2 separate regions of the Homo sapiens genome follow, and region 2 is linked to region 1. A link is a contact called in ENCODE Hi-C or POLR2A ChIA-PET data. All regions are on one chromosome and are shown on one strand. Each heading gives the region's core, a stretch centred on a gene start or an enhancer-like site at or near the end of the contact. The rest is flanking DNA. Distances are from core to core; before and after follow the strand shown. Region 1 holds the start of VARS2 (valyl-tRNA synthetase 2, mitochondrial). Region 2 holds the start of MUC21 (mucin 21, cell surface associated).

What was found. Hi-C counts contacts between places; a loop is a spot of excess contacts on that map. ChIA-PET counts read pairs that join two places held with the same protein, here RNA polymerase II (POLR2A). Pooled maps may share reads with other maps.
Region 2: a pooled map shows a loop between it and region 1 (2.1-fold over the local background). The contact joins the promoter of MUC21 here to the promoter of VARS2 in region 1. A Hi-C loop is called at or near these places in 1 of 168 maps with a recorded cell type or tissue (Caco-2) and 2 of 50 pooled maps. POLR2A ChIA-PET finds 5 or more read pairs at or near these places in 5 of 52 experiments (AG04450, GM12878, HEK293 and 2 more).

What each region holds. Positions count from the first base shown.
Region 1 is chr6:30,912,133-30,915,813 of GRCh38, forward strand. VARS2 (valyl-tRNA synthetase 2, mitochondrial) reads left to right here and starts at 2,106. Exons shown (of 30, transcript NM_020442.6): 1 at 2,106-2,212; 2 at 2,678-2,905; 3 at 3,024-3,105; 4 at 3,223-3,323; 5 at 3,614-3,681. The coding sequence starts at 2,705. GTF2H4 (general transcription factor IIH subunit 4) reads left to right here. Exons shown (of 14, transcript NM_001517.5): 10 at 1-14; 11 at 196-326; 12 at 978-1,025; 13 at 1,177-1,255; 14 at 1,679-1,974. The coding sequence ends at 1,851.
Region 2 is chr6:30,981,751-30,985,431 of GRCh38, forward strand. MUC21 (mucin 21, cell surface associated) reads left to right here and starts at 1,968. Exons shown (of 3, transcript NM_001010909.5): 1 at 1,968-2,269. The coding sequence starts at 2,209.

The DNA.
Region 1 (3,681 bases), core at 856-3,355:
GTATGCCTACACGGGTGAGGCGGGACAGAGGGCCCCTGGAAGAGGAGGTTGGGGGTGAGGGAATGCCAGTTTATGTTCGTGTTTACCTGGCAGTCTACAGAGCTCTCTGACATTTCTCATGACACTTGAAAGAAGGGCTTGAGGGAGTCTGGGTGTGGGGGTGGCCTCCTCATCCTCTTTCTATCCCTGGCTCAGAGTCGGAGCTGCAGATTGCCCTCATTGCCCTCTTCTCTGAGATGCTCTATCGGTTCCCCAACATGGTGGTGGCGCAGGTGACCCGGGAGAGTGTGCAGCAGGCAATCGCCAGTGGCATCACAGCCCAGCAGGTATTCCCACTTGGGAGAGGTGGAGCAGGAAGACAGGCTGCACTTGGGCTGCGGGGGACAGGGGTCACATTATGGAAGGCTAGCTCTGAGTCTGTTATAATAGGTGGTGGTGAGTTGTCTGTGTTTGAAGAGAAATGAAGGCTTTGGGTGTGAGAATAGGTAGACCCTTGAGGGGAAAAAAACATGGAGGGAGGAGGTATAGATCTGGATTTGTGCCTCGGCACTGCCACATCCTAACTGCGTAAACTAGACATAGTTGTTTTGCCTCTGTGAGCCTCAGTTTCCTCATCTAGTAAATGACAGTTCTTACCTCAGGGTTGCCGGGATAATTCATTGGAAGAATAGGGGCAAAGCATTGAGCTCAGCACCTGTCATGCAATAAATGCTAAAAAAAGAAAATAGTAGCTGCTGCTATTTTAAAGAAAGAAAAACAAAACATTACTGGAAAGGGCGAATGTGCCAGAAAAGGAATATCCCACGTTGCTGGGAGCAGCAACGTGGGATAACAGCTGAACTGGGATGGGTGGAGTTGATGACAGGAGTTATGAGTTTTTAGAATAAGCTGATGTTCCAGTGACATTAGGTGACAGCTCAGATGGCTTTCCTGCCTTCTTGCTGGAGCCCTCATGCCATTCTTGTCTGTTTTCCTAGATAATCCATTTCCTAAGGACAAGAGCCCACCCAGTGATGCTCAAACAGGTATAGACAGGCTCCAAGATGTCAGAGGCTGGCAGCTGGTGATGACATGATGGAAAAGAAAAAGGGGCATCCAAATCTGGGGAAGAAACAGAGGGCCGGGTTGTCTGGGGCAGTATTCTGAGTCCCTACAGTCAACCCTTGCTCCTTGCAGACACCTGTGCTGCCCCCCACCATCACCGACCAGATCCGGCTCTGGGAGCTGGAAAGGGACAGACTCCGGTTCACTGAGGGTGAGTAGCTTCTGGTGGCCAAGTCTTGGTCATTGGCCAGAGAAAGGGCAGACAGTTCAGTCTGCATTTTATTTTTTACTTCATGGACTAGGAGAGAAAAGCTGGCAAGACAGTTTTTTGTTGTTTTGGGGTGAGTCGGTAGTAAACAAATCGTCCCAAATCAATGCACTTTGGATTTGGCTAGGTGAGGGAATAATTCACAGTAATTTGTATTAGGCCTTTCTGAATATGGCTGGATCACACTGGTGTTAAGATGAACCCCTGAGCAGACAAGCATAGAGAATTAGTTTGTAAAATTGCGGTGGGGGCAAGCCCAGACCGCGTCCAGGGCTGCCACCAAGGAGCTGGGGGGATTCCCAATAGGAGCTCCGAGCTTCACTTTCTCGTCTTCTCCCCGCGCCCCTCCCGTCCTGCCGACCCCAGGTGTCCTGTATAACCAGTTCCTGTCGCAAGTGGACTTTGAGCTGCTGCTGGCCCACGCGCGGGAGCTGGGCGTGCTCGTGTTCGAGAACTCGGCCAAGCGGCTCATGGTGGTGACCCCGGCCGGGCACAGCGACGTCAAGCGCTTTTGGAAGCGGCAGAAACATAGCTCCTGAGAGCGCGGGACTTGGACACGGACCTCGGCGGGCGGGACTGGGCGGGGCGGGGCATCAGAACTCAGGTGTTTTTTATTTACGCGTCAGGGCTTTTCTTGTTTAATAAAGTTATGATAGCTAGCAGTGCGGTCCCGGGCGCCTCCCCGTGGGGTTTGCCTTCGCGGCGGACTCGCTCCTCTGGTCTACAGCCTTTGGACCGGTAGGGAGAGGGTGGGGCCAAAGCCAGCTGCTGCGCATGCGCCGGCCGGGGCCCCGCCCCCATGCGCCGCGCGGCTCCAGGGCCACGTTCCAGGGTCGGGTTTGGTGGATTCCTCAGTCCCTGCCGCCGCGGGGCGCCCTGGGATAGCGGCGGGGCCTCCTGGTGAGCGCGCGCCGGGGCGGCCTCCGGGAAGTGGGAGACGCTGCGGGTCCTGGGCCCAGGCCTTGGGATGGGCGGGAAGGCTTGGCCGCGCCGGGCTGTGGGCACTGCAGGAGGCCCCTGTGCAGGTGGAGATCGCCGCGGCCCTGGCGGGACTCCTTGCTGGCTCTTGGGCGCGCTGATGCCCATCATCTCCCTGAGTTTCTGAGCCCTATCTCTCATGTGTCAGTGGTCACCGCCGAATCCAGACACTCCGGCCCTGTTCCGGAAGAGCCCTGATATCCGTGGCTCCATGGCGCTGTCTGTCGATACCATGCACTCTAGCTCTCAAGGAGGAAAGGTTTTGTGGAAGGGAATAGAGACTTGGAATAACAGACCTGTGCTAATTAGAGACAGGAAAGATGGAACAAGGGGAGTGACCCTTCTCCACCCCCATATCCTAATGTGCTCTCTCTCTATCCAGAACAGATCTCGGCCCCTTTCCAAACACTCCTGATGCCTCATTTGCCTCTCGCCTCTTTTCGACCACCATTTTGGGGGCTGAGGCACTCACGGGGCCTCCCCAGGTTTCACTCCGTTTCTACACAGTCGGAGCCCCATGGATCTCCCATCTCCCGGAGGAACCGTGAAGCCAAACAGAAGCGCCTGCGAGAGAAGCAGGCGACTCTGGAGGCTGAGATAGCAGGGGAGAGCAAGGTTAGGGGTCAGACAGCTTGTCCTTGGGTTTCTGAGACTTGAGAGGGGCTGGAGGAGACCGGCTGAAATGCAGTCTGGGGTATACTGGATCCCAGCCTCTTCTGCTTTCTCTTCTCAGTCACCTGCAGAATCCATTAAGGCCTGGAGGCCTAAGGAGTTAGTATTGTATGAAATCCCTACGAAACCCGGTGAAAAGAAAGGTAAGTAGAATAAGTAAGAAGGCCTTTTCTTTCACATATGTGTTGCCCATTTGGCCTGCCGAAATGCAGCCTGGGAACAAGTTCAGTGGTTAGTGGAGCTCTCCTCTGCCTTCACAGATGTCTCTGGGCCCCTGCCTCCTGCATACAGCCCCCGATATGTTGAGGCTGCCTGGTACCCGTGGTGGGTACGAGAGGGCTTCTTCAAACCAGAATATCAGGTTAGTATCTGGCAGGGAGGGGTCCTAAATTGTCTCCAGGACAGAGTGGCCCTTGAATACAACTGGACCTCAGAGTTGAGCTCACATTGTAGACCTTGTCTTCTTTCTGGCTCTGGTGTCTCCAAAGATTTCTCTTGGCAGGTTCCCCCTGGCCAATTCCCTCCTCTCCACTCTCCTCTTATTTGCAGGACAGTTCTTCCTTGAAGTTCTTTCTGTTCTGGAGACAGTAGAGGGTGCTCTTTCCCCAATCCAATTCTCTCTTGCCCCTTTGACTTTTTTTCTTCCTCTAGGCCCGGCTGCCCCAAGCTACAGGGGAGACCTTTTCCATGTGTATCCCACCTCCCAATGTCACTGGCTC
Region 2 (3,681 bases), core at 718-3,217, 69 kb after region 1:
TAGCGAGTAAAGATATTAATTACATTAGGCTCTGATAAGTATGCGCGCTACAATTTTCAGAGTACCCTCTAAAAGGTGAAATTTGGACTTGAATCCAGGATCTCAGTTTCTAAATAATTCTGGAAGAAGAAAATTCTTAGAGTGCTATTGGCTTTTCAGCTGCAGAATACTGGCACATCAGAAGAATTGCTGGGAGTCCAGGACCCAACCTGTCACTGAGCGTTCCCGCATACCTGACCCTCTGGAACTTCCCATCACAGCCACTAGGCAGACTCACTTCTGAGCCTTTCCCAGCACACCGCTGACCCTTTCTGTTTCTCCAGCTCACTCATTCAGAGCTCCTTCATGTCTTCAGCCACCTCCTGCTTGCCAGCTTCCTTCTAACAGAACTTGCATGTCAGGAAAGCTCGTTCGCCTACAAATAAACTATCTGAGAGACTGTGTCTTCCAGGAAGCTTCTCGTCATTGTTGGGGGAAATGCAGACAACTCACTTTGGTCATTGCAATGGTTTGGATGTGGTTGTTAAACCCTGCCAAGTCTCATGTTGAAATTTGATTCCCAATGTTGGAGGTGGAGCCTGGTGGGAGGAGTTTGGGTGGTTGAAACAGATCCCTCATGAACAGCTCGGTGCCATTCTCAACCAGTGAGTTCTCACTCTTAGTTCCCACAAGAACTGGTTGTTGAAAAGATCCTGTCACCTCCTCCATTCCTTCTTTCCAGCTTCCTCTCTCTCGCTATATGATCTGTGCAAACCGGCTCCCCTTCTCCTTCGGCCACGAGTGGAAGCTTTTTGAAGCCCTCACCAGTGCAGACGTTGGTGCCATGCTTCTCATACAGCCTGCAGAACCGTGAGGCAAATAAGCCTCTTTTCTCTATGTCACCCACAGTCAGGGATTCCTTTATAGCAACACCAATGGACTATGACAGAAAATACAGACTGTATATTGGAACCCCATCAGCCTGGTCACAGATGCCATCTCAGACCTCCCCAAACCCTCTGCTCATTTGGGTCTCTTCAGTCACGCTCTTTTAGCTGACTGTTTCCCCTCTGCTGGCCATACCCAAGTGTCCAGACCAAATTCAAGCCTCCTCCAGGACTTGGACTGTTGATCTCCCTCCTCCCATCAGACTGTGTCCCGATATGGCACTGTGTCTCTCCCTAAGGTGTGTACTCTCCTGAGAGACGCTTCCTTGGAACTGATGCTAAGGCACATCAGAAGGATCTCAGGGTGGAAAGGCTCCTATACAGCCGTCTGAAAACAAAAACAAAACAGAGGGGAGCTCCTATGGTTGAGGGTCAGAAGGAGACCCTACCTTCCTTCTCCTGCTATGAGTCTGACAGGGGGCGTATTCAATACTCTCCCACACCCTCAGTTCTCATGCCCCAGAGACCCCAAACATGTTTTCATTATCTCTCTTCATTATGTCTTCTGGATCTCTCTTCCCCTGTTCCTTCAATGTGCATTGTTGAGTGCTTACTGCATACTCAGTAATACTCCATTTGTCTTCTGCCCATAACCCAGGAGCCCAGAGTCCTAGTTACTGGTCTCTTTTGCGTCACCTATTACTGTTTGCTGTAGAGATGTGAGGTCCTACTCTCTTGGCTCAGTTCATTAGGGCTTCTTTCATGCTAAAGCAGGCCCACAGGACTTCCTGACCAGAAAACAAATTCTTGAGCTGCAACAGGTTTCTAACCCGATCCCTGCTTCAAAGGGTGGGTCCCTTCCACTCTGACAACCATGATCTCCTCATCCCATTCTACTTCCTGCTGCAACCCAGCCAAGCACCCTGCCTAGTGTGGTCATGTCATTCTCCTTTCTCACCTTCCTCTTGACCCCTGCTCTATTCCGTCCCAGGCTTGGTATCGTTCTCTCACCTGCCTGTAGTTGGCAGACTGTCAGGTCAACTGCCCCACCCCTCCTCAGACCATATGAAGCTATAAAGGCCCCTGCAGCTCTTTCACAACAGAGAAAGAGGCAACTACATTGCCTGGAGGAAGCCTAAGGAACCCAGGCATCCAGCTGCCCACGCCTGAGTCCAAGATTCTTCCCAGGAACACAAACGTAGGAGACCCACGCTCCTGGAAGCACCAGCCTTTATCTCTTCACCTTCAAGTCCCCTTTCTCAAGAATCCTCTGTTCTTTGCCCTCTAAAGTCTTGGTACATCTAGGACCCAGGCATCTTGCTTTCCAGCCACAAAGAGACAGATGAAGATGCAGAAAGGAAATGTTCTCCTTATGTTTGGTCTACTATTGCATTTAGAAGCTGGTGAGTGATTTTATTTAAAATCGGGTGGTCTGAGAACCTTTGAGGAGTTGGGAGAGAAATGTGACCACTACTGGGGCCAGCTCTGCTTCTCTTCCATAGAGTGAGGATCATCATTTTACTCGAATCACTTCAGCCTAACAAGGTATGTCATGCAGGAAGCAGTCAGACACAGTGGTTAAAATTGGGCTCTGGTCTCACATTGCCTACATTTGAATTATGGCTCCATCTATTAACTGTGTACTTTAGGTCAGTTGCTTCTCTGCGCCTCGATTTCTGCATCTGTAAAATGGTAACAACCTGTGTAATATGGTTGGGGTTTTAAATATTAAGAACAAGAAGAGTCGGCTGCTTTTAAAATGTCACTCTTCTGGCGGGGTGCGGTGGCTCATGCCTTTAATCCCAGCACTTTGGGAGGGTGAGGCAGGCAGGTCATTGAGGTCAGAAGTTCAAGACCAGCCTAGCTAACGTGGCAAAACCCTGTCTCTACTAAAAATACAAAAATTAGCTGAGTGTGTTGGCTTGTCCCTGTACTCCCAGCTACTCAGGAGGCTGAGGCAGGAAAATCGCTTGAACCCGGGAGGCGGAGGTTGCAGTGAGCCAAGATGGTGCCACTGCACTCCAGCCTGGGTGACGGAGTGAGACTCTGTCTCAAAAAAATAAAATAATAAAATAAGGCCAGGCTCAGTGGCTCACGCCTGTAATCTCAGCACTTTGGGAGGCCAAGGCGGGTGGATGTCTTGAGGCCAGGAGTTTCAGACCAGCCTGGCCAACATGGTGAAACTCCATCTCTACTAAAAGTACAAAAATTAGCCTGGCGGGGTGGCTTATGCCTGTAATCCTAGCTACTCAGGAGGCTGAGGCAGGAGAATCGCTTGAACGTGGGAGGCGGATGTTGCAGTGAGCTGAGATTGCTCCACTATACTCCAGCCTGGGCGGCAGAGCAAGACTCCGTCTCAAAAACAAATAAATAAATAAGCAATAAAATAAAATAAAATAAAATAAAATAAAATAAAATAAAATACCACTCTTCTATATTCTACAAACTCAATTTCTCTCCTACCCCTACACCTAATTCCTCGTCAGCTTCCCACGTACAGGCTGGGGAGGTTGAATGTCTTCATCCTTCTGGGAAATCAAGGGCAAAAATTTGACATAACCTTAACTCCAGCCAAGCCTCCAAGAAGTTAAAAGCCTTCCCTCTACCTTTAGACGTTGGTTTACAGCCCTTATTCCTGGGAGCTCTTATGTATTTGAGCTACATATAACTCGTTCTTCTCTAGCCTTGGCCATAGTGATCAAGGGCCCCTGGAACTTGAATGCATATAGTCACCTGGCTTCTTGTTGTACATGCAGACTCCTGGGCCCCATCTCAAATTCTAATTCATTTAGTCTGGAATGATTTGCTTAAGAAT